Linked DNA regions of Homo sapiens: all the other regions are linked to region 3. A link is an interaction called in ENCODE POLR2A ChIA-PET data of the cell type or tissue named here. Cell type or tissue: GM12878. All regions are shown on one strand. Links, peaks and the distances in the headings refer to the core of each region. The heading gives the core; the rest is flanking DNA.

The links. ChIA-PET counts read pairs that join two places held together with the same protein. Peaks named below come from ENCODE experiments on the same cell type or tissue, not always from the same donor. Only the 100,000 strongest peaks of a DNase experiment are listed, where the experiment ranks them.
Region 1: POLR2A ChIA-PET joins it to region 3 with 7 read pairs; 4 of 35 experiments call an interaction of 5 or more read pairs at or near these places.
Region 2: POLR2A ChIA-PET joins it to region 3 with 5 read pairs; 2 of 35 experiments call an interaction of 5 or more read pairs at or near these places.
Region 4: POLR2A ChIA-PET joins it to region 3 with 6 read pairs; 2 of 35 experiments call an interaction of 5 or more read pairs at or near these places.

What each region holds. Positions count from the first base shown.
Region 1 is chr3:122,668,957-122,677,245 of GRCh38, reverse strand. No RefSeq gene overlaps it. Among named protein-coding and RNA genes, the nearest start is that of PARP14, 7.7 kb to the left of the region's middle. RefSeq lists enhancers at 7,918-7,967, 7,393-8,289. In GM12878, for the core only: no CTCF peak of the experiment used is centred there; no DNase peak of the experiment used is centred there.
Region 2 is chr3:122,770,399-122,778,687 of GRCh38, reverse strand. HSPBAP1 (HSPB1 associated protein 1) reads left to right here. Exons shown (of 8, transcript NM_024610.6): 2 at 782-967. Among named protein-coding and RNA genes, the nearest start is that of HSPBAP1, 19 kb to the left of the region's middle. In GM12878, for the core only: no CTCF peak of the experiment used is centred there; a DNase peak (open chromatin) is centred at 4,467; H3K27ac peaks cover 1,809 bases.
Region 3 is chr3:122,617,296-122,625,584 of GRCh38, reverse strand. PARP15 (poly(ADP-ribose) polymerase family member 15) reads right to left here. Exons shown (of 12, transcript NM_001113523.3): 7 at 5,742-5,804; 8 at 3,974-4,141. Among named protein-coding and RNA genes, the nearest start is that of PARP15, 44 kb to the right of the region's middle. In GM12878, for the core only: no CTCF peak of the experiment used is centred there; DNase peaks (open chromatin) are centred at 4,254 and 6,304; H3K4me3 peaks cover 610 bases; H3K27ac peaks cover 276 bases.
Region 4 is chr3:122,478,296-122,486,584 of GRCh38, reverse strand. The region is part of intron 2 of KPNA1 (karyopherin subunit alpha 1); the gene reads left to right. Among named protein-coding and RNA genes, the nearest start is that of KPNA1, 32 kb to the left of the region's middle. RefSeq lists enhancers at 3,354-3,413, 5,057-5,106. In GM12878, for the core only: no CTCF peak of the experiment used is centred there; DNase peaks (open chromatin) are centred at 3,294 and 5,023; H3K4me3 peaks cover 1,005 bases; H3K27ac peaks cover 1,604 bases.

The sequences.
Region 1 (8,289 bases), core at 1,735-6,734, 51 kb before region 3:
CCAACAAAGCAACGACTCAGGCCCTGATGTGTAGTGTTTTTCAATTCCATGATGTAAATATTCTCACAACAGCTGATGAAGTTCCCAGTGTGATTTCAGTGAATGCCGAGTTGGAAAGAGATGAACAGTGGCACACCATTACAAATATCACAGATATTTATTATCTAAAAGCTCCAAGTCCTAGATCCATCAAAGCCTGAGGCAGGACGTTTTTATTGGATTATGGACTGCCTGGAAATGTAGCTACAGAGTCAATGTGGTAATCAAATTTAAAGAAAAACAACAAAAACTGTCAGAATCCAACTTGAAAATTGAAAGAACTCATTGAGTTCTGGGCTCACTTCCAGAACTGTCTGTGTCACCCACACACATCTCCATTAAATTCTTGAATAATAAAGACAGAAAGATATTTCCAGAAGTTTTACTCAGACATCTAATCTCACCTTTCTTCTTGGTTGCTACACTGACCTCAGATCATGAAACTCAAGGAATACTTTGTTTATGTTACTATTATACTAGAAGACAAAAGTATTTCCTTTGAAGCCTAAAAAAATATATAGCAAGGGAAGCCTAAAAAAATATATAGCAAAGGAAAAATATATAATGAAGACTGTGGAGAAATAAATAGTATAAGCCTAATTCTTCTATTCAGCCTTGTGGACAGAGTTAGGAAATAGCTCTAATTTCAATCAGTCACCACAGGTTCTTTCTCTCCTACTATTTCATATTTGTATAATTCTTATGATCTTCTTCTCATATGATTCTCTTGTATGAACCTTATCTCAAAGTATGAACTTTGTTTCCCAAGAACATTAATATATTTACTTATTTTCTCAATCCTTCATTACACACAACATAGTTTGGAATTGGAACTCTGTTATAAGCTGAATGCTTGTATCCCCCCAAATTCATATGTTAAATCCTAACTCCTAATGTGATGGGCATTAGGAATTGAGGCCTTTGGGAAGTGATTAGGTCATAAGGGTGGTGCCCTCATAAGTCAGATTAGTGCCCTTATAAAAGAGAACCCAGAGGGCTCCTCTCTGCCTTCTGCCATAGGAAGACATGGCAAGAATATGGCCATCTGTGAATCAGCAGTTTGGGCCCTCTGTAGACATGAAATCTGCTGGCACCTTGATCTTAGACTTCCCAGACTCCAGAACTGTGAGAAATACATCTCTATTGTTTATTAGCTAGCCAGTCTATGGTACTTTGTTATAGCAAAACTGAATAGACTAAGACAAACACCAATACCCAATACCATTATCAACAACAAATCTACTAAATAAAGATTTCCTTGTAGTTCTTTTTATCCACTGAATAGAAACTATTGAGGGTGTATAGTAAGAGTACTAGGCTCAAAAGTTACTTGGAATACTTTTTTCCTGAGTATGGTTTTGTTATAAGACACATAATCAGGGTCATCATTTCTGTTTGGATTCAATTTTAGGGCTTTTCCTCATCCTTGTTGACTTTCTTTTTGGAAATGATAAAATTTTAACACTCAAAAATCAAAACCATATAAAGATATATATTCAGAGAAGTCCCCTAATCCTCTCACTCCATCTCCACTATCTCTGTAAGTAACCAGGTAAGCATATCATCAGTTTCTGGAATATTCTTCCACCGTTTTCTTTTTGCAAAAATATGTGTTTTGTGTATGACCTTTTCTTCTTTTCATGCAATAGGTAACATGCTATAAATAAGTAATTTATATCTGTATCTATACACACAGTTATACTTTGAATTTTACATTTAATATATGCTGTAAGTTATTCCATATCAGATCACAGAGATCTTCCTCATTACTTTTTACAGCTGCCCAGTTCACTGAAGTATAGATATATAGAGTTTATTTAACTCATCTCCTAGGCATGGCATTTAGGGCATCTCTAATATTTTGCAATTACAAATAATGTCACATTGAGTAACCTTGCACATGTTTGTTTGGTTATTTGTTTGTTTTGTTGGGAGTATATTTTCAATGTAAATCCCTAGATGTGGGAATGACAGGTTAAAGAGTAAATGCACATACACTTTCCTTATATATTGCAAATTTCTTTCCATAGGTGTTTCAGTTATCTGTGGTTAGATAACAAACCATCTCAAAATGTAATGGCTTAAAACACAACCATTTTATATTTATCACACTCTATGAGTTGGCTGGGCAGGGATCAGCCAAGATGGTTCCTCTCTGCTATTGGAGGTGCCAGTTAAGCTTGCTCATACAGCTCCTATTTGGTCTAGAAGATCTAAGATGGCCTCACTCATACCTGGCCCCTCAGCTACGATGGTTAGAATACAGAGCCTTCCTTTGATGTGATCTCTCGGGCAGGATAGCCTAGACTTTATGTGGCCCTGGCTTCACGGTGAGCAAAAATTTAAATTGCAAGGCTTCTTAATGCATGGGCTTTGAGGTCACATAACATTGCCTCCCCCATTTGATTGGTAAAAGCAAGTCACAGGGCTAGTTCATATTCATTCACATGGAAGGAGACTGATACGGTTTGGATTTGTGTCCCTGCCCAAATCTCATGTCGAATTGTAATCTCCAGTATTGGAGGAAGGGCCTAGTGGGAGGTGATTGGATCATGGGGGCTGATTTCCCCTTTGCTGTTTTTGTGACAGTGAGTGAGTTTTCATGAGATCTGATCGTTTAAAGGTGTGTAGCACTTCCCCCTTCTCTCTCTTCCTCCTGCTCTGGCCATGTGAAGACATGCCTGCTTGCTTCCCCTTTGCCTTCCACCGTGATTATAAGTTTCCTGAGGCCTCTGCAGACATGCTTCCTGTACAGCTGGCAGAATTGTAAGCCAATTAAACCACTTTTCTTTGTAAATTACCCAGTCTCAGGTATTTCTTTATAGCAATGGGAGAATGGACTAATACAGAGACTACACTGGGTATGAATACAGGAAATAGAAGTCATGGGGGCAGCATTTTGTAACAGTCTACCACAATAGTAACTGTACCATTTTACACTGCCACCAGCAATGTATGAGAGTACTTGTTTCCCTATAGCTTGCCAATAGAACATCTTATCATAAAAGTATTGATTATATTATATTTCATGGAAAAAAACAGACTGAAACTCACAAATTGATTTTACAACCCATTATTACAGTAGGATCTACAGTTCATAAAACAGTATAGTAACTCATTTAATTCTCACAACAAACTTATAAGACAATTAATATTATCTCCACTTTACTATGAGGAAACTGGTTAACAAGAGACGTGCCTAACCTAACTGGTTAACAAGAGATGTACCTAACTAAAGACACAGAAAATATCTTGGTTATCAAGAAAATATCAAGGTTAAATATCTTGCCCAAGGCCACACAGCTAGAGAATGGTCAAGCTAGGATACAAACCCAGGCTGTCTTGCCATAGAGTTCAACCTTATGCTATACTTTCATAGTGCATACTGCAATGCTCTGCTTGGATCCCTTCTTCAGAGTTATAAGCCCATTCCCTAGCTGCTGGAAATATTGGCTGCTGACAACTCATAGCAGCATCTCTCATTGGCCTTGCCTTTGCCTCACCTCTCCCACCTATAGCAGAGATTACTGTTGACTCTTACGTTTGAATCCAGGTCTACCTCAAGGCCAAGTTAGCCATATCATGTTTATATGGCCTGAATAACAAAGCTCTGGTAGTGACTGTATGGGAAAATAGAGACTTTCATACCTGGTAGATTATTTGTTAATTTTTCCTTGTAATATTGCCACTTTCTGCTTATCTTCAGATAAGCAAAATCTCAGATTTTGCTTAATTTGAAGCTATACAGTTTCAAGATTTTTATATTTTCTTTTAAGAGACAGGGTTTCGCTATGTTGCCCAGGCATGTCTTGAACGTCTGGGCTCAAGTGATCCTCCCACCTCAGCCTCCCAAAATGCTGAGATTACAGGCATGAGCCACCGCACCCAGCCTCCAGTTTCAAAATTTTTGTATCTTCCCAGTGAATTGTTCCTTTTTGTCATCAGTGAGTGTCATTCTTTCTGCTGTATTCTCATTGCCCTAATGTCCATTTTGTCTTATATTAACATTTCTATGACCACTTTACTAGATCTTGCCAAGTGGGGCAGATACTTCGAGTAGATTGATTACTTACTCTAAGATACTCTTTTTTTCCTTGCTAGGGGAATTTCAATTTTTTTTAGATACTAAGTAGCAAAGTGTTTAGCTAAAATAGATGTTCTTTTGACCCACACCTGACTGATGCTTGGGCTAAGCCAGTTTTAATAATCTAATTCCCTTCTAGTGGGATTGGTTTAGGGATGACCATGTGAGCCAGTTCTAGGCAGAAATATAAAGGGAAGTCCATTGTCTGCTCCTGGAAAACACTTTCTTCCTCCATAAATAGAGACATGTGAGAAGAAATCATTTTTCTCCTTCTTTTTTTTAAAAAAAAATGTTATCAAGTAGGATGTGACCAGCCATTTTGTAACTTTGAAGGCCAATCTCTCAGAAATCTACAAAATGCCTGGATATTTGATGGCACCATTGAGCTATAGAACCAACCTTAGAACACCTACCTCAAAATTTCTTGTGAAGTGAGTCAATATACATCCCTGTTATTTAAGCCTGTTTTAGTTAGTTATTCCGTTGCCTATTGCCAAAAGCATTCTCTCTGATACACCTGAAAAACTTTTTCATCCCTTTTCTGTCAAATTTTCTATGTCTTTAGTTTAGGTAAGTCTCTTGCTAACAGAATACGGCTGGATTATTTTAAATCCAATCTGTCTTTTAATTGGCAAACATAAATTTCTAGATATTATAAATGACTGGTATAGTTAGACTTATTCCCACTATTTTATTTGTGGGTTTTTAAATAAACTACCTTCTTCCTTGCTTATTTTTCTTCATTTCTTAGATTAGATTGATAGTTTGATATTATTAGATTGATATCAAATATTAGATTATAGTTTTTATTAGATTGATAGTTTTTCTTTATTCCCTTTTTCCTTCTCTATTTTGATTGAATTTCTGTATCTATTCTTTTGCGGAGTTTAGACTAAACAAAGTATAAAGCTAGTCAATACATCTCAAAAGACACAAAGACCTGAGAAAAACTTGCCCCCTATTTTGCTATCCTTTTGCTGTTGTTAACTGTTTTTTAACACTCCAAAATTAGTCTTTTCAGAATTAGTCAATATTTATTTAGCAATATGTTTAACAATTAACAATTATTTTGTTCTAAAGCACTCTTTTTTCTTCCTCATTCAATCTTCTTTTTCCTAAAGTAGATACTTATTATTTGCAGTTCTTTCTGTAAGAGCTCATGAATGATGAGCTTTCTCAATCTATTGGTCTGAAAATGTCTTTAATTTTAATAATTTTTATTTTGAAATAATTTTGACCTCACAGAAAAGTTGCAAGACTAGTATAGAGAATTTTTTATTTCCTGAACAATTTGAAAGTAAATAGCTGACATAATACCCCATCACCCTGAGTATGTTGGAATAGGACATCGCAAAATATGGCATGCTGCCAGTCAGAATGGCTATTAAGAAGTAAAAAAATAACAGATACTGGAGAGGTTACGGAGAAAAGGGAACACTTATACACTACTGGTGGGAATGTAAATTAGTTCAACCATTATGGAAAGCAGTGTGGTGATTACTCAAAGAGTCAACAGAACTACCATTTAACCCAGGAATCCCATTATTGGGGTATATCCCCAAAGGAATAGAAATCATTCTACCATAAAGACACATGCACGTATATGTTCATTGCAGCACTATTCACAATAGCAAAGATATGGAATTAACCTACATGTCCATCAATGACAGATTGGATAAGGAAAATATGGTACATATACACCATAGAATACTATGCAGCCATAAAAAAGAACAAGATATATATGTGTGTGTGTGTGTGTGTGTGTGTGTGTGTGTGTGTGTGTGTATGTGTGTGTATCATGCTGGCCAAATCCAGCATACTACTTGTTTATGTAAATAAAGTTTCATTACTTCCCTAACTTGAGCCTGGAATCACTCATTATTCCAATTAGTGCTGTGTTCATCGATTTTAAAGTGTTACTGTCTCAGGCTTTCTCAGTGGACAGTGCTAGGGAATACATGTGTACACACACAAGTGCATTTTTTATTTCTCTCTGTCTTTATATCTATATATCTATATACTTACAAAATGATGAGTTTATACTGATACCTCCAGTTCCAAGCCAACACTACAAAGTTCATTCTGGTTTTTTTCCTTTGCATATTTGTAACTCCTTTCTCCAATAGTGAGAAATCTGCCTTCCATTATCCCCAATATATTTACTTATTGGGTCAATCCCTTCTACATAACTGTGTTGGATTCGATATAACTGTGCAATATCCTGTGTTGGTTACATACCAATCTCCTGTTGCTACCACCATATCCCCATGCAGCCACCCTCCTCACATTGCTCAGGCATTCCTGGAACTAACCCAACTTGAACATAATGTTATATATAAACAATATATAAATAATATATATTATTATGTTATATGTAATATATATTATTTATAAATAATATATATTATGTTATATGTAATATATATTATATATAAATAATATATATTATGTTATATGTAATATATATTATATATAAATAATATATATTATTATGTTATATGTAATATATATTATATATAAATAATATATATTATTATGTTATATGTAATATATATTATATATAATATATATTATTATGTTATATGTAATATATATTATATATAATATATATTATTATGTTATATGTAATATATATTATATATAATATATATTATTATGTTATATGTAATATATATTATATATAAATAATATACATAATAAACATTATGTTTATGAATAAACATAAACGGAATAAACATTCCCTGGGAAAGGCTGACATTTTAAAGCATCTTTTAATGCCACTGAACGGAAGGCTGGTCAGTGGCTGGGAATAAGTGCCATCTGCTCAATCCATGTGTTTTCCACAGCCTAACCATGAACACCTTGAAGAAAGCAGTAGCGTCCTTCCTCCTTGCAGCCTCAAATTCAGAGTATTTGGACGTTGCATCTATCATCCGCCAAAAAGTGCAATCTTATGAGCTATTCCACGTACAATCAAGTAGTAGATATCTCAAAGCCCTTACATACAAAAAAAATTTGCTCTGAGGAAGAGATTTGGAAGATCTTTTCTGTTTCTAAAAATCGGTCATAAGCCTGAATTAAAATAAATTAAATCCCTATCCTACGTATCAACTTCTTCCCTAAATCCCATAATCTCTTAGTCATTTAAAGGCATGAATATGAAAGAAATTTCAGTATAAATGACTCCCTTTTTATAGTAGGCAATGTAGCTAACTTAAAACAATTTTTTTCATATACAGCAGGAGGTGAGAACATTATTCCAGTTATCTTTTCCTGCTTAACAATCCTCCCCCAAATTTAGTGGTATTATCCCTCAAGATTCTGGGGGTAGACTGGGCTAAACTAGACAATTCTTTCTCAAGAATTGAGAAAATTGTAATCAGACTGTGGCTGAGGCTGGAGGCATCTCGAAGCCTACTTACTCACACATCTGGTACCCAGCCTAGGATAACTCAAAAAACTGGGGGCTGGACCCTCTGGAGCTCCTCTGGTATCTCTATCAATATGTGGGCTCACCACATGGTTTCTCCAGCATGGTGGCTTCAGAGTAGGTGAACTTTCAACTTGGTGACTCAGCTCCTAAGGCATGTTGAGAGAGAGCAAGAGAGAGTCGAAAGCTCTATTACTTTTTATGACTTGGCCCTTAGAAGTTATAGTTTCACTTCTCAAGCATTCTATTGATTAGAAGTGAGTCATAGCCTGAACAACATAGCTAGACCCTGCCTAACAAAAAACATTTTTTAAAAATTAACTGAGCATGGTGGTGTGCACCTGTAGTCCTAGCTACTTAACAGGCTGAGGCAGGAGGATCACTTGAGGCCAGGAGTTCAAGGCTGCAGTGAGCTATGATGGCACCACTGCACTCGAGAGAGAGACCCCATCTCTAAAAAATGAAGTGAGTCACTAAGTCAAGTTCATAGTCAGGTAGAAGAGAAACAGATTCCACATCCTCACTGGAGGGGTGTTTAAGAATTTGCAGACATTTGCCTCTCTGTTCCGAGATGGCTGAATAGGAACAGCTACAGTCTGCAGCATCCAGCGTGATAAACACAGAAGATGGTGATTTCTGCATTTCCAGCTGAGGTACGTAGTTCATCTCACTGGGACTGGTTGGACAGTGGGTGCAGCCCACGGAGGGCGAGCCAAAGCAGGGTGGGGCATCACCT
Region 2 (8,289 bases), core at 1,783-6,782, 150 kb before region 3:
CGCAGTGGCGGGCGCCTGTAGTCCCTGCTACTTGGGAGGCTGAGGCAGGAGAACGGCGTGAACCTGGGAGGCGGAGCTTGCAGTGAGCCGAGATCGCATCACTGCACTCCAGCACTCTAGCCTGGGCGAGAGAGCGAGACTCCGTCTCAAAAAAAAAAAAAAAATAAAAAAAAAAGAAATACTAGACTGTGGATGGTTGTAGTAATTCTATTTGTATACCCTTGGAAAATAAAAATGTCTAGCTTGACGGTTAAAAAAAAGAAGGAACTGAAATGCAACAGTGGTTGTTTTTGGTTTGTAGTCTATAGGCAACCAATCAATTTGTTCTTTTCAGTATTTTCCAAATTGTATTTAATGTGTGTGTATTAACTTATAATTGGAACTATATATACTTTTTATTGTTAATAAGTTAAATCATAATTTCTAAGTAAGTATTTTGGAAAACACTATACACATTAAAAAAAAAAAACAACAAAAAAAACTACCTGTTGAGTACTGTGCTCACTATTTGGGTGATAGGTTCAATAGAAACCCAAATCTTGGCATTCTACAATATACCCATGTAACAAACCTGCACATATACCCCTGGATCTAAAAAAAGAAAAGAATCAGGTCTTTTGAGGCCACATGTGTATATAAACAGCAGTAAATGACGTATACATTATTGTAATTGTAGAGAATGATTTGCCATGATAAAAACAATATTAGCTATTTTTTCTCCATATTGTATGAAAAAACTTGATAGTTTTCTATCTATTGCTGTATTCATTTCTCTTTCTAGGTGAACATGTCAAACCTTTTAAGCCAGAGAAAGCAAAAGAAATTATCATGTCTTTACAACAACCTGCAATCTTCTGTAACATGGTGTTTGATTGGCCAGCACGACACTGGAATGCTAAATACCTTTCGCAGGTCCTTCATGGCAAGCAGATACGATTCAGAATGGGGATGAAAAGCATGAGCACAGGTATGACTATAGGTAATCACCATCATAATGTCTCTTCAGGAGCATCCCTACATTCTCAGCAGTGGCCTCCTGATCTCTTGAGAATCCTTTCTTTCTAATCCTTTTTTTGACCATTCACTGCACATACAGGAACATTTTATTGGAAGGTTTGGAAAACAGTTTGGCTTAAGTGTTTTTTGTTTTTGTCTGTATAAACTATAGACTGTTTTGTCTATAGTTTATAACCCCATACAAAATGTATTTGTTCATGTATCTTATATGTATATTGCTAGACATTATTGTGGTTCATTAAATGTTAGACACTTAATAAATAAATATTTGTTAATGTGCTCTTATTCATGTTCCTATTAGACCAATACTAATCTAATAGTCCCGTCCACTTTTTACTCAAGTAGAATGTGTCCTTTTATTTGTGGCTTCGGGCACTATTTATAGTTGTATATAATTACTTGGTTGTAATTTTATCCCTCTGCTTTATTGACTGACTGACCTGTTTTGCATTGCACAAACATGAAACATATGTAAAGCTCGCTCTTTTATTCTCTTAAGCAAATAGATTCTGCCTCTTCTTTTCTGAAATCAAAATCATAACATTTTGATTTGTTTGCCCTATTTTCAGATAAAGCAATTACCATTAACTCTAAAATTTAGGTAATTTACCATTAACTCTAAAATTACAGTTTCTAATCTAAGAGAGTCTATAATCATTTTTCTGATGTTTAACTTGTATTTCAATATGGGTAAGTTTGGTAGTCTAGAATTTCAGTTTTTTAAGCATTGAGGTAAAGTGGCTTATTAATATCTATTAATAGCTTAGGAGAACTAGAAAAGTCCCCAGCTTCGCTTCCTGCTGCTCCAAGCTGCTTTCTCTCATTTCGACCTTGTAGTATAGCTGACAGAATTATTTAGTTTTTGGTGTCTGGAACCCCTTTGTACTCCTGTGACAGGTGTAGCATGTTGAATATACCTGGAACTCTTTGTCATCTCATTATAATCAGAGACCAAACTGTTTAAAATTCAATTTAGACCAGCAGCAATAACATAAAAATCAAATTGTGCCTTTTCTTTCTTGATTTTAGTCAAAGAAATCTGCCTCTCACTGAAGTGTCTGTTAGGCACTAATTTGGAGAAAAATAGAAATAGTAATTTTTTCACATTCTAGTTAGACTCCAAGTACACAATACTACCAATAGCTAATATTTATTTAAAGCTATTGTTTCAGGCACTATTGTGAATACTTTGCACATACGGTATTAGCTTTCTTAATCTTCCTAAAACCTTAGGACAGAGCTGCTGTTATCCCATTTTATAGATAAGACACAGTAATTTGACATTTTCAAGTTAATACTTAAGCACAAAAAAAAGGAAAATAACTCTCTGAGGTTGTGAGAAATGACTCTGAGCTTTTAGTAAAGACGATGTTCTTTTTTATTAAATAAAATCCACATAACATAAAATTTAGCATTTTAGCCATTTAAAAGTATGCAATTCATTGGTTGTTAGTATATGCACAATATTGTACAATCATCACTACTATCTAATTCTAGAATATTGCTATTATCCCATAAATAAGCCCAGTACCCCTTAAGCCATCATTTTCCATTCTGCCTTACCCCAGGCCCTGGCAACCACTGATTTACTTTCTGTGTCTATGAATTTGACTACTTAGAATATATCATATAAGTGGAATCATTCACTATTGGCCCTTTTGTGCCTGGCTTCTTTCATTTAGTATGTTTTGAAGGTTCATCCATGTTGTAATACATATCAGTACTTCAATTCTTTCTATTGCCAAATAATATTTTGTTGTACAAATATGTACATTTTATTTATCTATTCAGTTGATGGACGTTTGAGTCATTCCATTTTTTGGCTATTACAGATAATGCTACTATGAACATTCATGTACATGTTTTTGTGTGGACATGTATTTTCATTTCTCTTGGAGTAGAATTGCTGGGTCATACAGTAATTCTGTGTTTAACATTTTGAGAAACCGTTTTCCAAAGCAGCTGCATCATTTTATATTCTCACCTTCAATGTATGAGAGTTCCAGTTTTTTCCACATCCTTGCCAACACTCCATTTTAAAAATTATAGCTATTCTAGGCCGGACGCAGTGGCTCACGCCTGTAATCCCAGCACTTTGGGAGGCCAAGGCGGGTGGATCACGAGGTCAGGAGTTTGAGACCAGCCTGGCCAACATGGTGAAACCCCGTCTCTACTAAAAGTACAAAAAAAAAGAAAAAAAAATTATAACTATTCTAGTGTATGGGAAGTATTATTATAGTTTTGATTTGTGTTTCCTTAATGACTAATAATGTTGAGCATCTTTTTATGTGTGTGTTGGCCATTTGTATGTCTTCTTTGGAAAAATGTCTATTCAAATCCTTTGCCCATTTTCTAATTGTTTTTGTCTTTTTATTATTGAGTTATAAGAGTTCTTTATATATTCTGGATACTACCCTTATTAAGTATATGACTTGCAAAGGTCCCACTACCCAGAGATAATCACTAGTTATATTTTGAGGTATGCCCATGTAGGCCTTTTTGTATTTTAAAAATAAAGTTATATTAATTTTCACAGCTTGCTTTTTTTTTTTCTTTTACTCTGAGCAGCTTCTCTTGAGATTGTATGATTTTTCAATGGCTACGTAATATTTCATTGTTTGGTAGTATCATAATTTATTTTAAAGTTTTGATGATTTAGATTGCTTACAAGTTTTAAATTTTAAAAAGACTGTAGTGAACATCTTTGCAAACAGATTTTGTCAGTTTCTGATTACTTCCTTAGGATTGATACCTAGAAGGAGAGTTACTGGATCAAAGGATATGAGCATTATCATCAGTAGCAACACTATCTGTGAAGCTTCTTACACCAGAACTTCTGAATCATTCTGATTGCCTGTCTTGAATGGTGTCTTGTGACTCAGTGACTTACATCCTAAATATCTAGCATCTGCCTGCTTCTGTCTGTCTCCACAGCCATCCTCTAGTGGGCGTTACCCTGCTCGCTGTCTCTCACCTCCATAGTTGCGTGGCCTCATCCTAGTCTCTCTGCACCCCTTGCCCTCCCTTCCCACACCATTCCTCATACTGAAGCCAGAGATGACTTTTAGGAAAACAAATCTAATCTTATTTCTCTGCTTAAAACACTTAAATGGCTTCCAGTTACGCTTAGGCTAAAGACCAAAATGTCCATTGTGGTGTGGAAGGCCCAGCATCATTTCTGTCCCTGAGCTCAGGCCAGACAAGCATTTTTCAGTTTCTGTATTTCCAGGGCTTTGTTTCTTCCTACTTCAGGGCCTTTGCATGTGTATGTAGTTCCCTGTGTCTAGCCTCTCTTTTCTCACTTCCCTTTCCCCCTACTTTACCTAAATAATTCATCTCCTTCTGTCAGATCTTAGCTTAAATGTCATTTTTCCTGACCAAATCTATCCTTCCCCATACCCCAAATCAGGTGTGACTATTCAATTACCTCAGAACACTTTGTATTTCTTAGTAACACTTAGCACAGTTGTAATCACATGGTTGTATAATTACCTGTTTAAAGTCTCTTCCCCTCAAGAAGGTCACTTCTGTGAGGGCAAGGGCCACGTCTCATCATGGGCTGAGCACCTAATGGACATTGAATTTGTGAAGTGAAAGAATGAAAGACTTTGAAACATACAGCTAAGGGCTTTGCACGAAGGCGGTTTCTATTTACATTCTTTTCAGAACATGTGAGGGTTCCTGTTTTGCTACTCTTTGGCCAAAACTGAAATTTATCTTAAAGATCTTTCAGGCTGGCCATGGTAGCTCATGCCTGTAATCCCAGTTCTTTGGGAGGCTGGAGCAGGAGGATTGCTTGAGCCCAGGAGTTCAAGACCAGCCTGGGCAACATAGCAAAACCCTGTCTCTACAAAAAGTATAAAAAAATTATCTTGGCATGATGGTGTGCACCTGTTGTCCCAGCTACCCAGGAGGTTGAGATGGGAGATCACCTGAGCCTGGGAGGTCGAGGCTGCAGTCAGCTGTGATCATGCTACTGCACTCAAGCCTGGGAGACAGAATGAGGCCCTGTTACGTGAAAAATGTTATCTCATTATTTTAATTAACATTTATTTGGCCGGGCACAGTGGCTCATGCCTGTAATCCTAGCACTTTGGGGGGCCAAGGTGGGCGGATTACCTGAGCTCAGGAGTTCGAGACCAGCCTGGGCACGTGGCAAAACCCCGTCTCTGCTAAAAATACAAAAAATTAGCCAATTAGCCAGTGTGGTGGTGCACGCCTGTAATCTCAGCTATTTGGGAGGTGAGGCGTGAGACTCGCTTGAACCCCAGAAGCAGAGGTTGCAGTGAGCCAAGATAGTGCCACTGCACTCCAACCTGGGCCACAGAGTGAGACTCTGTCTCCAAAAAAAAAAAAAAAAAAAAAAACACATTTATTTGATTGCTGGTGATGTTGAACATACGTTCATGTTTATTAGTAATTTGTATTTTTTCCTGATAATTGGTCTTTGACTATTTCCTTATTGGGATTTTAGGGTTTAAAAATTTTTTTGAATTCTTCATATATATTATGAAGATTGTGGCATGGCACAGTGACTCACACCTAAAATCCCAGCACTGTAGGAGGCCTAGACAGAAGCATCACTTGAGACTGGGAGTTCCAGAACAGCCTGGGCAACATAGCAAGATCCTGTCTCTACAAAAAAAAAATTTTAATTAGCCAGGTGTGATGGTGCACACCTGTAGTCTTAGCTACTCAGGAAGCTGAGGCAGGAGGATTGCTTAAGCCCAGCAGTTCAAAGTTCTGACCACGCCACTGCCCTCCAGCCTGGGCAATGGAGTAAGACCCTGCCTCTAGAAATAAAAAAATAAGTAAAAAAAATGAAAAAATAAAGATTGTGTTGTTAACTAATAAGCTTCCTAGTTATTGTTTGCTTTCTCATTTTAGCTTCACAGTTTTATATTTTTATATAATCAAATAATGCTTTATTAACATTTTTATTTTAACTTCAGAAATTCCTTCTTTATCCTGAAAATAGAGAAATATTCTAATAATTTTTTTCTAATTGATTATTTCTTTTTTACATTTAACTATCCATTTCTTATTTATTTTGGTATATGGTAGTCAATGAATTTTTTTTACACAAATAGCTAAATTTGGAAATTTTATTCCTGTACCATTTACTGAATATTTATTTTTTACCCTACTGACTTTGGAAATCACCTTTATTATTTTACTATATTCTTGTATATTCCAGCATCGGTTTTTGGGCCGCATATTAAGCTACCAGTTTGGGGGCCAGTAAAACAGTTTTAAAACATGATTTTAGTTCTGGTATGTATTTTAATATTTGAATATACAATTCATCCTCCCTAATTACTCTTTTTTCTTATATATTATTGAATTTTATACATCTAAATGAACTTTAGAGTTACACAAAGTTCTCACTGTAAAGAAATCCTGTTGGGATTTCAAATGAAAATTCATTAAGCTCTATAATTAATTAATCCCATTGTTATAATACTGTATCTTCCCACACAGGAACATGTTATCTTTACTTATCAAGTCTATTTGGCTCTCAGTAAAATGATTTATAGTTTTTATATAGGTCTACAGATTCCTTAAAATATTGTAAATTTATTATAACTGTTACGAAGGAAATATTTTTGCCTGTTACAGTTTTCTAACTGGTTGTGATTGGTCATAGAGAAAAGCCAGTTGTTTCTGTGTGTTTATATTGTGTGCACCTACTTATTAGCCTAGGTAGTTTTTTGTTGTCTTGTGGGTTTTCTAGTTAGACAGGCATATGATTTTAAAAGTAAGGATAACTTTGTTTCCTCTCTGTTGAGTGTATTTCTTATTTCTGTTTTAGGTCTTAGGTCTTGGTTAGAATTTATCTAGAATACTTGAAATAGAAGTGTTAATAATTGGCATTTTTGAATATCATGTGTTCCTTAGTTTATTTTAGGAAGCAGATAGAGAACATCACATAGCATTTTGGATCAGATTTGTTTCCCAAGATACGTGCTCAGTGGCAGTGTTGTATCTCAGTTGGCAGTAAATTTGGCAAGCAGTTGTAGAAATAACCCTGAACATCTGAAAGCAGGGGGATAGAGTGATCGAAAGACCTGTTTAGAGTTTATGCATCATGTAGTATTTCTTATTTGTAAAATGATGAAAGTTTAACAAAATGGAGAAATAGTTGTTATCCTGTTGTGCAGAAACTATTTTAGGACCCCTTTTTATAATAATTAAAAGCAAGCTCAGCTTGTACAACACTGCCAAATCCTGACCTCAGTTGAGCTTCTTACCTAGCACTTTACAGTAAGTAGGATGAACATTATAGTTGCCTAGACTACTTCAACGTTAAATGAAAGAATCATGGTAAAATTAGAAAGGAATAATTTCATTGCATAAGACAAACTAAGAATAACAACTGTACTACCCAGAAAGAAATTGTCATTATAACAAAATCAGAGCAGTACCTTTAATGATGCTACTACCAGGAAAGAGTGAAAAAATTATATCATTATGGAAATGAAAAGATCTGTCATTTCCATTCATTCCATTCATGATAATTTTCCCCTGACAGTAACAGTTCTCGTATGTAATTTTTACATTTTTAGTTTTAACATTTTTTAATGTGCAGAGCTTGCTGTAACAGAAAATGAAGTCTTCTAATGAGGCCAGTTTCTGGGGGCTGCAAATCAGGCTTGCCTGAGATAGCTGGCCTCAGCAGAAAAGTCCTGCTTAGTCCGCCCCAGGGGCAAGTAGCTCATTTAATGGCTTTAGTATTCAGTTGGACTGAATTCTAGGAAGTGAAAACTCCTAAGACAGTATAATATGTTTAGGCTTATAGTGGAGTTACTTAAATCTTTTAGAAATGACTCCTATTTCCCAGAGTCATACAGCTTTCTTGCCACATGCACTTTTGTTTGTCAAAATTAAACTTTATGTAATTCTGTGCTTTTATGGTAAATTTTTGATGAAGTTGATAATTTTTTGGTTGTTTTTTGTTTTTTGTTTTTTTGAGACAGGATCTCACTGTGTCACCCAGGCTGGAGTGCGGTGACACAATCTCTACTCACTGCAGCCTCAACCTCCAGGGCTCAAGTGATCCTCCTGCCTCAGCTGCCCGAGTAGCTGCAACTACAGGCACGTGCTACCACATCTGGCTAATTTTTTTGTATTTTTTGTAGAGACAGGGTTTCACCGTATTGCCCAGGATGATCTCAAACTCCTGGGCTCAAGTAGTCCTCCCACCTCGGCCTCCCAAAGTGCTGGGATTATAGGCATGTTCCACTACGCCTGGCCAATGTTGGTATGTTAAGA
Region 3 (8,289 bases), core at 1,349-6,348:
TTTTAACTTAATTAGCTCTTTAAAGACCCTATCTCCAGGCTAGGTGCTCACGCCTGTAATCCCAGCACTTTGGGAGGCCAAGGCGTGCAGATCACTTCAGGTCAGGAGTTTGAGACTGGACCGGCCAATATGGTGAAATCCTGCCACCACTAAAAATACAAAAATTAGCCAGCCATGGTGGCGGACACCTGTAATCCCAGCTACTCGGGAAGCTAAGGTAGGAAAATCACTTGAACCAGGGAGGTGGAGGTTGCAGTGAGCCAAGATCGTGCCACTGAACTCCAGCCTGGGTGACAGAGTGAGACACTGTCTCAAAAAACAACAACAAAAAAACAAACAAAGAACAACAACAACAACAAACAAAACCCTATCTCTAAATCTGAGGTACCAGGGTTAGGACTTCAACATATGAATTTTGGAGAGACACACTCAACCTATAACACCTCTACACTTCAGTTTGCTCAGCTAGAAATTGGGGGTAATAATAGAAGGTAATAGGGATAAGAATATGGTAGGTAAGAATAGAGTAATTAAGAATATAATAATGGTAAAAAAATGTAATAGTAAAAAAAAAAAGTAATGGTAAAATTTGTGCAGGATTTGGGACCAGGCTGCATGGCTTTGAACCTAGCTCTGTTGCTAGGTTGAACCTACCCTCAAGTTCCTCATCTACAAAATGGGGACACAGAGTATAGGATGGATCCAGGTTTTGAAATTTACATATCTCAGAAAAAGAATAAGTATACAATTATGTATAATGGTGAATATTTAGAATCAGAAAAGAAACCACAACAAAGTGTATCTTTTAAAATGCTGAAAATTAGATTCCTAACGCAACTTTCCTTAGCTGTATCGCATAAATGTTTACAGCCACCCCAGCATCACTCAGTGCAAGGGGAAGTATGAGACGTCAAAGTGGGGGAAACAGTGGTCTTAATTCATGATGGTTAAAATATCCTACTTTTGAAATTTTACTAAGTCATATAACCAGGTGAAGACATTATTAGGGCTCCTCTCAGGATCTTTTAAAAAGCCTGTGCAAGTGAAGTCTGATCACTTAAGCTTCATTATCTTCACAATAAACTTGTCTTTGCTAATAGTTTCCATGTCACAGGTATGAAGACCAACCCTCCCAGTTTCCCCAGAGCAGAGAGGCTGCCTGCAACATGGGACTTTCTGTGTTAAAACCAGGAAAGTCCTGGTCAAACTCGAAAGAATTGATCACCCTATATAAGGTTACTGTGAGGAATACATGAGCTTTGACATGTAAAACACCTAGAACGTACAGTAAGGACTCAATAAATCTTAGCAATTATTAATATTACTAATACAACTAATGTAGCTATTCCAGCTACTTCATAGGAGTTTAGTGGTACTCAAAATAGACTGCGTCTAGTAAGCATTTATTTTTTCTTTCTTTCTTTTTTTTTTTCCGAGATAGAGTCTCACTTTGTTGCCCATGCTGGAGTGCAGTGGTGCAATCTCAGCTCACTGCAACCTCTGCCTCCCGAATTCAAGTGATTCTCCCACCTCAGCCTCCTGAGTAGCTGAGACTAGAGGTGTCCGCCACCACGCCTGGCTAATTTTTCTATTTTAGTAGAGACAGGGTTTCAACATGTTGGCCAGGCTGGTCTCGAACTCCTGACCTCAAGCAATCAAGTGATCCACCCGCCTCAGCCCCGCAAAGTGCTAGGATTACAGGCGTGAGCCCCTGAGCCAGGTCTGAGAAACATTCCAAAAATGTCCGTTGAAATCAATGGGGAAGAGAACATCCATGAGCATCTCTGAAGGCATCATCAAAATCACCTGTTATTCATTCCTCCATTCAACAAAATTTAATGGGCAATGATTCTTCACTCAACACGGGGCAGAGAAGACATAAAGATCTGGTCCTTCCCTTTTGAGGATCTCACAATGTATTCACAGTCGAAGAGGTGTGGCACAAGCATTTCATGGCCTCCCACTTCCTCCTCTGGGGCTTTGCACTTACTCTCCTCCAACACTTACGATTATTGGTTGGTTCTTTTGCTGACTTTTCTGCCCTTTCCCTGCCACAATCTACCTGTGGGCATTTCTCACTGTTCTGGTCTCAGCCCTCTTCTCTTTCTGTATGCAGTCCCTTGACAGGCTCATTCCACCTATCCAGTTGCAACCCTTCCCACTATGTGGCTGAACACACCTACACCTGTGACCTCTGCATTGGGTATCATTCTTGGTTACAATGTCTTGCATCTGTTCCAAAATCATGAATTCCTGAAGGGGCCAGAGCTTACTCCACTCTGTTTGCCCAGTGCCAAGTAGCAGAGTGCTTGCCCTGGGTGATGGGAACAAAACAATTTGGGTTTGTGAGAGCTGTAATTTGCCAGATGGTGTGGGAGAAGCTCCAGATCGGGAGAAATGCATGAATAAAAGAAACAAAAAGTGGTAACAAAATGCCTGCAGCACGTTCCCCCTGGCTTCCCTATTGGCCTCATTACCGCCGATAGCAAAAGGTTATAACAAAAGGTTATCGGTGTGTGGAAGCCAGGAAGAATGTACTGCAAACATTGCAGGGTGCCCTGGGGTTCATACGAGAGGGACCTGGGATACCTGCAGGAGCATTCTGTTTTAATCTGGGAAGAGGAAGGAAGTCTACAGAGTTGAGCTAAAATGATGGTGGTGGCTGTAAGACCAGGAATTTAATTGCTGAAAAACTCTCTTAGATTAATGGTAATCTGTGGCTACATACTATTAATACTTCCCAAATAAGAAGCCCTCACTTCCATGAGAGTGACAGGGGACATGGATGTGAATGAATCAGGAAGTGAGTGACCAGTAGCACTGTCAACTAAGAAGAGCAAATGACTGGATGATATGACAGAGATGAGGAAAGCGTTCCTAGAAACTGTGAGCAGGACAAACCTGAGTTTGTTGCTCATGGGGAGTGACTGCATCTTACTCATGATTTTCTCCCCAGTGCCTTGCACAGAGCCTAGGTAACGGCATTTCAATTCAATGAATGAATGCACAAATGAGGAGCCGGCTGGGAGATGCTGAAGTAAACCAGATGGGGGAGGTCTGAAGAGTTTGGAAACAAAAAGAAAGGCTGGAATTCAACAACTCTCTGGAAGAAGATTCAGCAGGACTTGCTGACTGTGGGTGTCTGGGGACACAACAAAGCAAGGATGGCAGGCCAGGGCAGCTGGGAGCGTCATGGCACCACCAAAGGAGGAAACGAGAAAGCCCAGGAGCTCAAGAGGAGTGTCTGTTTTCAAGAGAGGATCATGAGTTTGGATTCTGATGTAATGAAGTTTCTGGTAATAGAAAACTCCCCCAGAGGAGATCCTGGAGAGAATGAGAAATGCTGATTTGGGAGTCAATGCAGAAATGTTACCAGACATGAGACTGAATGAATCCCCCAAGGAGAAAAAATGAAGAGTGAGAAAACTATGAAGTTAAGGACCAAACTTGGAAAGATACTTAGGGAACATAAAATAAAGAAGAAAGGGGTGGGCACAGTGGCCCATGCCTGTAATCCCAGCACTTAGGGAGGCTGAGGCAGGCGGATTGCTTGAGCCTAGGAGTTTGAGACCAGCGTGGGCAACATGGGGAAACGCTGTCTCCATAAAAAATACAAATATTTGCCAGGCATGGTGGTACACACCTGTGGTCCTAGCTATTTGGGAGGCTGAAGTGGGAGGATTGCGTGAGCCTGGGAGGAGGAGGTTGCAGTGAGCTGAGATTACACCACTGCACTCCAGCCTGGGCAACAGAGTGAGACTCTGTCTTGAAAAAATAAAGAAGAAAGATGGAGGAAAGAGGCTTCGGCCCAGTAGCTGGTGGTGCCCTCCAGATCTAAAAGATGGCTCCCTCTCTGATTTACATCATTGTTCCCACTTTCAGATGGATTCAGCACTGATCTGCTTAAGAGTGAGACTAATTCTAAAGGAATTTGTATCACTCAAATTTTATTATAGAATGATAAGCTGCAAACCTGTTCCAATGGCTGGAAGGGAAACCGATGTGTACTTCCTCTGTTCACACTCTTCTAGAACACTGGTGACCGTTTTCCTGACATCTTTTCCCCCAGGAACATGAATTATTATTTTGCACTTTAAGCATCCACCTGGTGTAATTATAAAATCTCTGTGAGGCTGTGCAGCTGAAAAAAAGGAAAGAAAAACAAACATGCAGCCCATTAATTACTGGAGGCAACACTTTGATTTTTGAGAAATGAAAACAGCTGACATCCGTGAAGGCTGTGAAGCCCAGTCTCACTCGAGCTTGTTGGTTTCATTCACTGGACTGTGACAACCACATTTTCTTTACAATCAGAATTCTCGAGCTCAACAAATACACTGTTGAGTATTTGGGGTGCTGTTCAAAAGTACTTTATCTGCATCAATCTGCTCAATCCTCAAAACAAGCCTATGAGGCAGGTACTGTTTTCCCCATTACACACATGAAACAGCCACAGAGAGAGGTAAGGTCAGTAGCTAAAGATTGCCTAGGACTCGAACCCAAGCAGCCAGTCTCCATAGCTCTTAACCCCCACTCTGCTGTCCCAGAAGAGCAATTTCTATGCACATTCAGCCACATTAATTTTGAAGGAGATAAAAGCAACGTACTCTGTGGCACAGAGGTGTGAAAGGATGAAAACTTCTCCTTGGCTCAGGACCCTAGAGCTCTTGAGCACATGGAAATTATGAGGGCCATTTTAAGGCACTGCTTCTTTGGTTCAGACTGCTCTGAGTAAGGCTGGGGCCAGCAAAAGGGAGGAGGAGAGTGGATCCCTGCCCATCCCATCCTGCCCTCCTGAGGAGCACCCATGACCAGGCACTCCCTAGGGCCCCTCGGGTGTCCCTCCCACCCTCCCCTCCCAGGCAGCCTCCTCAGGCTTTTCCAGCTTGTCCAGCCCACCTTCATCCTCTGCTCCTGCCTCCCAGGCACAGCGAGCTCTCCCAGTACTCAAACACCTGCTAACGTCCTCATGTTAGTAATCAAATATTACCTTCCTTTGCTGTCACTCCAGAACTGTATTCACTCCAGAGAAATTTCTTAATCAGAGGACAGCTACTAAGATAGGAGTTTCAGGCATTGTAGCAGGTCGGTTGTGGGAATACATTGTCAAACATGGTGCTCTATGACTTCTTGAAAGCATACTCATAGCTGAGTGTCTACCCTACTCTGCAAGGGATATTTTGAAGGACAAACAGTTTATAATCACTACCTTAGGTTCCCCACTCAAAGTCCACACTCATTCATAAAAGGATTAGAAGTTGGCTATATGCAGTTGTGCTGGAAGAAGTAGAACAAGTTTGGGGAAAGTTTGTACAGCACTTCACAGTTTACAGAACTTTTCACATTAATTGTTCCTTCTGATCCTCAAAACCACCTGTGGCACAGCTTTCCCACACTACTTATTAGTAGAACTTTCCTACTGATGAGAGAAGCAAAGCTCTTAGCAGTTAGATGACGTGCCTAGGATCGCTCAGTAAATGGCAGAGCCTGGATTATTAGGACCCAGGCCTGGGTTCTTTTTACTACTCAGGAAGTAAGAGACAGATGAGATGGTGGGATGAAGAACCTCTCCCCCATAGCCTCCAAGTTCCACCACCTCTGCCTGCTCTTCCAGTGAACCAACCTTCTTGCAAAGTTTTGCTCGCTACTTACTCCACCTCCAGTCCTCCTGTACATCCTCTCACTGTAATCTCAGCCCTCTGATTTTCAAGTTTGTAGTCAAAAGTAACATGTGCCCATACCTAGTACAGCACATTCACTTTCCACAGCTTGTCCAGCACCTTCTAAAATAGCTCTTGACACACCTAAATAAGACATGTTAATGGTAAAAGGCATCAGTTAGAATTCAATAAGTGGTTATAGTTTTTGTACATTAGACTTCTGCTCAACTCACCCTTTTGTGCATAATCCATTGACCACCCCCACGCCCGACCAACTGCTCTTTCTATAGCAACCTCCACCCAGTGGCTGATGAACAGTCTGATCTCAGTGCCATGGAAGTGCCCAGGAGCTGAAAGGCTGGCGTCTGCAACTTTACCTTCTCTATTTATACAGGACTGTTTTTGCAGTTATTTGAAATTTTTTGCATTCTACCCTTATTATTTTGTAAAAACGAATGAAACTATAAAAATAAAAGTTCTGATACTGAGAAGCATGGATCTCAAAACTGTAATAAAATCAAGCACTTTACTAAGTTCTTTGATTCCCTGCCCTGCTCAGTTAAACAGCTGGTTTCACTCCAGTGAATCTTCCAGTCAAAGTCGTAGCTTCACCACTTTGGTCAAGTCTAATGACAGCTGGGTCGAGTCGTTAAAAATATGGACTTTGCATTTTGACAAATTGGGTTGAAGTTGACTCCAGTATTTACTAGCTAGTATGTGACTAATAAGTTCCTCATCTGTTACACAGAGGCTAATATGGCACTTCCCTCACAGGGTTATTTGTACATTAAAAGAGATAATGGATGAAAAATGCTTAGCACAGAAGCCGGCATGCAGAAAATATTGAATGAATGTTAGTTGTTTTATCATTATGAAGATATCTATATCTCTATATCCTTGATTATATATGTGTTATAAAATGTCTCTTTTTAAAAAAATCTCTTTTCAATTTGTTTGTTCTGGTCTCTGTCTTTGCTGTGAAGATTTTCCTCAAATGTCAAGTGATCTTCACCAGTCCATTCCTATTTAAGAGTGAGCTTAGAAGCTCTATGCAAGAAGGCTTGTTGACCAGCGGGCTTCAGTGTAAGGCGAGCAGGCAGCACCTCCTGTCTGCTGCTCTGGGATCCATGCAGGAGAGGGGCTGGGCACTCGATGTTTGGTCCACAGATGTTCTCTTAAACAGTTTTCAGCCTAGCTCCTCATCTCACCTATGCCTGGTGCCCTAAGTCCAAAATCCCTCTGGTTCTGTTTCTCTAGAGAATAAACCTCCCATCTCTGGCCAGGGAAGAGCAAGGAAAGTTACTGCTGTATAGGATGGAGGATCCAATCAAGTAGTCTAACTGCTACTGATCTGGAATTTCATTCAATCTTATTTTCATCTCTGTACTTGCCCCCTGCCTTCCCAGATACCAGCAGCCTCTAATTCCTGTGTCTCTGGGGCTACTCTTCTCGCCTGCAGGTACTAAATTTTCTCTACTCCATGGCAGTTACCACCCTTGGCTAGCAGCTCCCCATCGTCTAAAAATTTGTTATCTTTTGTTCATAGTTGTTTTCCTTCCAACGTTCTTTTTTCTTGTGTGTTTATATCCTTTTCATTCCTTTACAGTATACAACTGTATACTGTAATACATAATGGAATTCCAAAAGGGGACAGGGATAAATGCATAGATTCAACTTAGCATGTTTCAAATAACCAAATGTTCTTTATGTCTACATTTTAAATGACTGAAAAATGGAATGACCAATGAATTAAATGGATATTCTACAGATTCACTTCTGCATGGTAAGTTCCATAATATTTTTCAACTTAGAAAATATTTAAATTCTATTTCCGTTTTATTTTACCCTTTTAATTTAAAAGTCAACATTTTATAATATACAAAAGTTTAAGAGGGCTGGGCATGGTGGCTCACACCTGTAATCCCAGCACTTAGGGAGGCCAAGACAGGCAGATCACCTGAGGTCAGGAGTTCCAGACCAGCTTGGCCAACATGGCAAAACCCCATCTCTACTAAAAAATAAATAAATAAATAAATTAGGGGGTGGCACATGCCTGTAGTCCCAGCTACTCAGGAGGCTAAGGCATGAGAATCACTTGAACCCGGGAGGCAGAGGTTGCAGTGAGCCAAGATTGCACCACTGCATTCCAGCCTGGGCGACAGAGTGAGACTCCGCCTCAAAAAACCCAAAAAGGTTGAGTGTATGTGTATAAGTTATAAATTAATAGACATATGAGGGGAGGGCCTGCCCGAATGTGTTACTATAATGGGAGTCAAACATGTCACGGAAAATAAAGAAAAACGGTTGCGTTTCATTTCTCGGTCAGTGTAATGCAGAGAAGAGAAGAGCTACCGAAGGTGAGTTCTAAATGCCAAGTAGGTTACATAAACAGGAAAGTAAAAATAGAGGAACTTAGAGGTACTAAACTATACTTGTGGAAATTCAACAGTTGAGAGCTGACACTAAGTACAATGCGTCAGTTAAACTCCACCTTTATATCAGTTAACACCCCATCTAATCCTCTCCTGGGAAATAGGTGTTTGACAGGCAAAGAAACTGACACTCAGAGAGGTTAAGTGACTTGTCCACAGCTACACATTGCTAAGTGGCATAGCTGGGATTCAACCCA
Region 4 (8,289 bases), core at 1,032-6,031, 140 kb after region 3:
GACTTTAACATAGATACTTTCAAAAATAGGTTTATGACAGTCTGGTTGACAGTCTGTGAAAACCATCACCATAGTTAAGTTGTGAACATATTCATCTCACCCAGAGGTTTCCTAGTGCACCTTTTTAGTACATTTTTCTCTACCTCTTTCCTCTGATCTATTTTCTGTTACTACTGATTAGTTACCATAAATGGAATTATGCAACGTGTATTCTTTTTCTTTCTAGTTTCACACAGTTTAATCATTTTGGTATTCACTTATTGTTTTGTGTATGAATTGTTCATTCCATTTTATAATTGAATAGTATTCTTTTGTATGGATAAACAACAACTGGTTTATCCATTCACTTGTTGATGGAAATTTGGATTATTTCCAGTTTTTGGTGATTACAAATAAAATTGTTAGGAACACTCGTGGACAGCTTTTTGTGTGGATATAACTTTTCTTTTCCCTCAGGTAAGTGTCTAGAAGTGATATGGCTGGGTTGTATAGCTGGTGTATACTTAGGAGCTGTCAACTGTTTGCCAAAATAGGTTGTACTATTTTACCTTCCCATGAGCAGTGTACAAGAGTTTGAGTTGCTGCACATCATTGTTAACATTTGGTATGGTCAGTCTTTTCTATTTCAGCTATTCTGAGGAGTATGTAGAAGTACTCCATGATGGTTTCAGTTTTCATTCACCTAATAAATAAAGTTGTAAGCATCTTTTCTTTTTTAAAAAAGTTTATTTTTAATTGGCAAATAATAATTATGTATATTTATCATCTTATATACTTCTTTGTGGTGCGAACATTTAATATTCACTCTTTCAGCAATTTTGACTTATGTAATACATTATTATTAACTGTAGTCACTATGCTATACGATAGATCACCAGTGAGCATCTTTTCATCGGCTTATTTGCTGTGTATCTACTTTAGTGAAGTCTGTTAAAAAAAAAATTCCTTTCCAGTTAAATTTTTTAACTGAGTCGATTGTCTTCTAGATATGTCTTTTGCTAGATACGTGTTTTACACATATTTTCTCCCAGTCAGTGGCTTGCCTTTTCATTTACAAAAGTAACATTTTAAAGAACAAGCATGTATATCTGATGTGAGGTACATGTTAAGGGTTCTTTTTTTTTTTTTTGGCATATGGCTATCCAGTCGTTCAGGTGCCATTTATTGTAAAGATTATTTCCCCCATTGAATTTCCTTGGAAACACTTACCGTTGACCATATCTGTATAGGTCTGTTTCTGGACCTCTACTTTGTTCTATTGGTCTATTTATCTAGCTTAAATACCATGCTGGCTGGTAACTGTAGCCTTAAGATTAGTTTCAAATCAGGTAGTGTTAGAGCTCCAACTTTTTCTTTTTCAAAATTGTTTTGGTCTGGGTGCAGTGACTCATGCCTGTAATCTCAGCACTTTGGGAGGCCGAGGCGGGAAGATTGCTTAAGCACAGGAGTTTGAGACCAGCCTGGGTAAGGTGGCGAGACACCATCTCTACAGAAAGAACAAAACAACAACAACAGCAACAACAACAAAACTAATTAGCATGCACCTATAGTCCCAGATACTCAAGAGGCCGAGGTAGAAGGATTGCTTGAGCCCAGAAATTCGAGGCAGCAATGAGGTATGATTGTGCCCCTGCACTCCAGCCTGGGCGTCAAAGCGAGATCTCATCCCTTAAAAAAAGTAAAACGTTGTTTTGGTTATTGTAGGTCCTTCACATTTATATGAACTTTAGAATCAGCTATTCAGTTTGTACATGAAAGCCTGCTGGGAATTTGATTGGGATTATGTTGAATCTATAAATCAGTTTGGAGAATTGATACTGTTAACAATCTTGAGTCCTCTGACCCATGAGCACAGTATCTTCATTTATTTATGTCATCTTTCTTTCTTCCTTTCCTTTGCTTTCCTTTATTTTATTTATTTTTTTTATTATTATTTTTTTTTGAGACGGAGTCTCACTCTGTCTCCCAGGCTGGAGTGCAGTGGTGTGATCTCAGCTCACTGCAACTTCTGCTTCCCTTGCTCAAACAATTCTGCTTCAGCCTCTCAAGCAGCTGGGATTATAGGCGCCCACCACCATGCCAGCTAATTTTTGAATTTTTAGTAGAGATGAGGTTTCACCATATTGGCCAGGCTGGTCTTAGGTGATCTGCCTGCCTCGGCCTCCCAAAGTGCTGGAATTACAGGCGTGAGCCACTGTGCCCGGTCATGTTTATTTTTTATAATTGAGATTTTATTGGTTGTGTTGAGGATTAGTATACAGACATTTCAGTTTGTACACAGTTCTTATGTACTAAAAATCTAAAAAGCTGTGTATTGTAATTCTTTTTTAAACAGTTATTCCAGTGAGTTTCCAGCTTAAAATCTGGAGGCAAATTTTTAAGAGGCTGTCCAGTACCAGTATCTTAAAATGTTAAGTTACTGCATACATCCCACCAATTCACAGTTTAATAGCATATATACTACATATTCAAATTTTCAATCTTTTGCAGTACATTAACAAAGTTATTAGGAAAACAGCACTACCATGACTGAAGATTTTACAGAGTATGCACAATTCTGATAGGGAGAGCCATGATCAAGGAGTGGTTTTCTTTAGGAAACAATTCTGCTAAAAAATAACATAGGAATAGAAGTAATTTAAAATATTCAAGACATTAAATGCAGGACTGTGATTCCATATTGCCATTTTGTATACTTTGTATTGTAGGATATAAAAACTAATCCCTCATCTATGGAATGTCAGAGCCTCCCATAATTCAGTATCCCACACTATTTTCTGGTTGTACCAAAAAATAAACAACCAGCAAATGATTTCACCTCTTAAGAAAAGCATTTACACTTAAAAAATGGGATGAGGTGGGATTCCCTCCTTTTAAAAATGTTTCTAGAGCTACTAGAAAACTTATATTTACAAAATAGTTTATGAAAATATTCCTCTAGGCTGGGCACGGTGGCTCACACCTGTAATCCCAGCACTTTGGGAGGCTGAGGCGGGTGGATCAGCTGAGGTCAGGAGTTCAAGACCAGCCTGGCCAATATGTTGAAGCCCCGTTTCTACTAAAAATACAAAAATTAGCCAGGTGTGGTAGTGGGCGCCTGTAATCCCAGCTACTTGTGAGGCTGAAGCAGAAGGATTGCTTGAACCTGGGAGGTGGAGGTTGTAGTGAGCCTAGACCATACCGTTGTACTCCAGCCTCGGCAACAAGAGTGAAACTCCAATTTAAAAAAAACAAAACAAAACAACAACAATGAAAAAACCAGAAAATTCCTGTGGATAGTACAAGAAGGGAAACAGGAATGACTCATAAGACAAGGTATGTGATATTAATCACACTTGGCTTTTTTTTCCTCTGGCTTTCTCAGTTTAGTTTCTCTGTTTTCTGTAGGTAGGTAAATCTTTAGTTTCTTGGTTTGCCACTGCGATGTATTTTCTCTGCTTTCCTTTTCACTTTTGTTTTGTCTGAAGATGTATCCTTTCCTGCTGCCTTTTTTGGTTTCCTGTCCACTTTTGTAGGAGCAGAGTTAGCTGAGAACTGTGCTGGGTCTCCACCTGGGCTCTTCCTTCACTATCCCTTCAGCTGAGCTGACCTTCCTTCCTCTTTGATATTTTGGTGGTGGAGAGGCGCGAGAGCCTTGGTGAAGCTAGGCTGCCTAGCTATTGCTGTCCTGTCCCGTCCCATCCCGTCCCATCCCGTCCTCCCCAGTCTCTACCAGCTACTGAGACCTGCTGCGGGGGTTAGGTCATCTTTACATTCTCTTAGCAATTTGTAGTTTTTGGTGTATAGGTCTTACAGATTTTTATCTTTTGTCAGATTTTTCCCTAAGTATTTCATTTTTATTGATGCTGTTGTAATTGTTATTTTTTAGATTTCAGTTGTTCATTGTTAATATGTAGAAATGCAATTTAATTTTGTATATTGATCTCCTAAAGCTTGCTGAACTCACTTGTTAGTTCTAGTCCCTTTGTTATAGATTCCATTGGGTTTTTTACATAGGCAATCATGTCATCTACAGATAAAAGTTTCCTTATTTTCCATTCTTATCTGGATGACTTTTATTTCTTTAACTTGTTTGGTTGTACTGACTAGAACTTAATGGTGCAGTGTTGAATGAAAATAATAAAAACAGACCTATCTGTTTTATTTCTGACCTTAGATGAAAAGTAGTGGGTCTTTCATTACCTGTGATGTTAATGACAGGTTTTTCATATATAGTCATGTACTATATAACTATGTTTCCATCAGCTATGGAGCACATATATGATGTGGTCCCATAAGATTATAATTACCATATTTTTACTGTACCTTTTCTATGTTTTGATATGCAAATTTTTACCTTTGGGTTAAAATCGCCTCCAGTGTTCAGTACAGTAACGTGCTGTACAAGTTTGTAGCCTAGGAGCAATAGGGCATATCATATCGCCTAGGCGTGTAGTAGCTATTCCATCTAGGTTTGTGTAACTACAATCTGTGATGTTCACATGATGATGAAGTCGTGTGATGTATTTCTCAGACTCTTGTTAAGTGATGCATGTGTGTATTTTATGAGATTAAGGAAGTTCTCTCTCTTTTTAAAAAGTTTTTATTTCTATGTATGTTCTTATACAGTATGCTAAAGAAAAACTTTTTTAGGAGAGTTTCTTTAAAACCTTAAAAAAAAATTTCATTGAGCCCAAAATGTCATATGACGTTAAGGAAGTTCTCTTCTGTTCCTAGTTGAATAGATATATAAATGTTTAGAGTTCTTACATCTTCTTGATGAATTGACTCCTTGATCATTATGAAATTACCTACTTTCTGATATATTATTTATCTTGAACCAACTTGTCTGACATTACAATACAGTCACTCCAGCTTTCTGTTAGCTAGCATTGGCTTTAAAACAGTTTCATTGAGATATAATTCACACGCTGTACAATTCACCCACTTGAAGTGTGTAATTCAGTGGTTTTTAGTATATTCATAGAGTTCCAGTACTTCACCACAACCAATTTTAGAACATTTTAGTCACCCGCTAAAAAACCCCTTATGCCCATTAGCAGTCACTCTCCATTCCCTCTGCTCCCCGCTTAGGACCCCTCAACCCTTATCTACTTTCTGTCTCTATAGATTTGCCTATTCTGGACATTTCATATAAGTGGAATCATACAGTATATGTGGTCTTTTGTGATTGGTTTCTTTAACTTAGTAGAGTGTGTTAAAGATTGATCCATGTTGTAACATGTATTGGTACTTCATTCCCTTTTCTCACTAAATATTCCATTGTGCAGATATACCACTTTTTGTTTATTGACTCAGTTGTTGGACATTTGGATTAACTTTTTTACTATTGTGAATAATGCTTCTGTGAACACATACAAGTTTTTGTGTGGATGTATGTTTTTATTTCTATGTATGTACTATACGGTATGCTAAGTACGGCACTTAGTACAGTATACTGAGAGTGGAATTGCTGGGTTATGTGGTAAATCTACATTTAATATTTTGTGGAACTGCCAACCTGTTTTCTACAAAAGCTGTACCATTTTACATTTTTATTAGCAATGTTTGAAGGCTTCAGTTTCTCCACCTTCTTGGAACACTTGTTATCTTTTTTGAGGCAGGGTCTCCCTCTATTGCCTAGGCTGGAGTGCAGTGGTGCCATTATGGTTCACTGCAGCTTTGAGCTCCCAGGGTCAAGTGATCCTTCCACCTCATCCTCCCAAGTAGCTAGGACTACAGGCACACGCCACCATGCCTAGCTAATTTTTTATTATTTTTTGTAGACACAGAGTCTCACTGTATTGTCCAGGCTGGTCTCGAACTCCTGGCCTCAAGTGATCCTCCTGCTTCAGCCTCCCAAAGCACTAGGGTTGCAGGTGTGAGGCACTGTGCCTGGCCTCAATGGTTTTTTTAAAATACTTTTTTTTTTTTAAATGAGAAAAGTTTAAAAAAAATTGTACCACATTATTACTGTTTCCGATGGTCTTTATTCCTTTTTGTAGATCTGTATTTCATCTGGTGTTAGTTTCCTTCTATCTAAGGAACATCCTTTAACATTTTCTTATAGGACTGGTCTGTTATGATGAATTCATTCAGTTTGTATGTGTCTGAAAAAAGTTTATTTCACTATTTTTATAAAGACCTTAATTAATTTTTTTTTTTTAGCAGTTTTTGGTTCCCCTCAAAACTGAACAGATAGTACAGAGATTTCTTATATGCTCTCTGCCCCCACACATGCATAGCCTCCGGCATTGTCAGCATCCCCCATGGAGTGATACATTTGCTATAATTAATGAACCTACATTGACACATCGTCACCCAAAGTCTATAGTTTATATTAAGATTCATTCCTGGTGTTGTGCATTCTGTGGGTTTGATATCACACAGAGTAGATTCCCTGTGCTAAAATTCTGTGCTCCACCTATTTGTCCCTCCTTTCCCCAACCTCCTACAACAACTACTAATCTTTTTACTGTCTCCATAGTTTTGCCTTTTCCAGAATGTCATATAGTTGGAATCATACAATGTGTATGCCTTTTCAGATTGGCCTCTTTCACTTAATAATATGTATTATTTAATGTTCTTCCATGTCTTTCCACGGCTTCATAGCTCATTTCTTTTTAATGCTGAATAATATTCCATTGTCTGGATGCACCATAGTTTATCCATTTACCTGCTGAAAGACATCTGGATTGCTTCTGAGTTTTGACAGTTATGGATAAAACTCCTATATACATTTGTGGGAAGGATTTTGTATAGATATAAGCTTTCAGGTTTTTTTGATGAATACAAAGGAGTATTGTTGCTGATCCTATGGAAGAGTTAATTTTTGTTGTTGTTGTTGAGACAGAGTCTTGTTCTGTCGCCTAGGCTAGAGTGCAGTGGCATGATTTCGGTTCACTGCAGCCTCTGCCTCCTTGGTTCAAGTGATTCTCCTGCCTCAGCCTCCCGAGTAGCTGGGATTACAGGCGCCTACCACCACTCCCGGCTAATTTTTGTATTTTTAGTAGAGACAGGGTTTCACCATGTTGCTCAGGCTGGTCTTGAACTCCTGACCTCAGGTGATCCACCTGCCTCGGCCTCCCAAAGTGCTGGGATTACAGGCATGAGCCACTGTGCCTGGCTGAGTATGTTTAATTTTGTAACAGACTGCTAAACTGTCTTCCAAAGTGGCTGTACCATTTTGCCTTTTCTGCCGGCAATGAATATGAGTTCCTGTTCCACAGCCTTGCCAGCATTTGGTGTTAGCAGTGGTTTTGGATTTTGGCCATTCTGATAGGTAGGTAGTGGTATCTCATTTAGTTTGCGTTTCCCTGATAACATATAATATGGGTTACCTCTTCATATGCTTGTTTGCCATCTGTATATCTTCTTTAGTGAAGTGTCTATAAAGGTCTTTGGCCCATTTTTAAGTGGGTTGTTTGTTTTCCTGTTAAGTTTTTTATATATTTTGGCTACCAGTCTTTCATTAGATATTTTGCAGATATTTCTTCCCAGTCTGTGGCTTGTCTTTTCATTCTCTTGGTAGCGTCTTTCACAGAGCAGAATGTTTTAATTTTAACGAAGTTGAGCTTATCAGTTATTTCATGGATCATGCCTGTGGTGTTGTATCTAAAATATCATTACCAATCCTAGGAACTCTAGCGTTTCCCCTGTATTACCTTTTAGGAGTTTTTTAGTTCTTTTTTTTTTTTTTTTTTTTTTTTTTGAGACGAGGTTTTGCTCTTGTTGCCCAGGCTGGAGAGCAATGGCACAATCTTGGCTCATTGCAACCTCCGCCTCCTGGATTCAAGCGATTCTCCTGCCTCAGCTCCAGAGTAGCTGGGATTACAAGTGCCTTCTATCATGCCTGGCTAATTTTTTTTTTTTTTTTTTTAGATGAAGCCTCGCTGTGTAGCCGAGGCTGGAGTGCAGTGGCGCGATCTTGGCTCACTGCAACTTCCGCCTCCTGGGTCCCAGTTCAAGCAATTCTCCTGCCTCAGCCTCCTGAGTAGCTGGGATTACAGACATGTGCCAACATGTCCAGCTAATTTTTGTATTTTTAGTAGAGATGGGGTTTCCCCATGTTGTCCAGGCTGGTGGTCTTGAACTCCTGACCTGCCCACCTCAGTCTCCCCAAGTGCTGCGATTAAATTTTTGTATTAATAGAGATGGGGTTTCACCATGTTGGTCAGGCTGGTCTTGAACTCCTGACCTCAGGTGATCCACCCACCTCAGCCTCCCAAAGTGCTGGGATTACAGGTGTGAGCCAATGCGCGTGGCCTAGTTTTTTATTACATTTAGGTCTGTGATTCCTTTTGGGTTAAT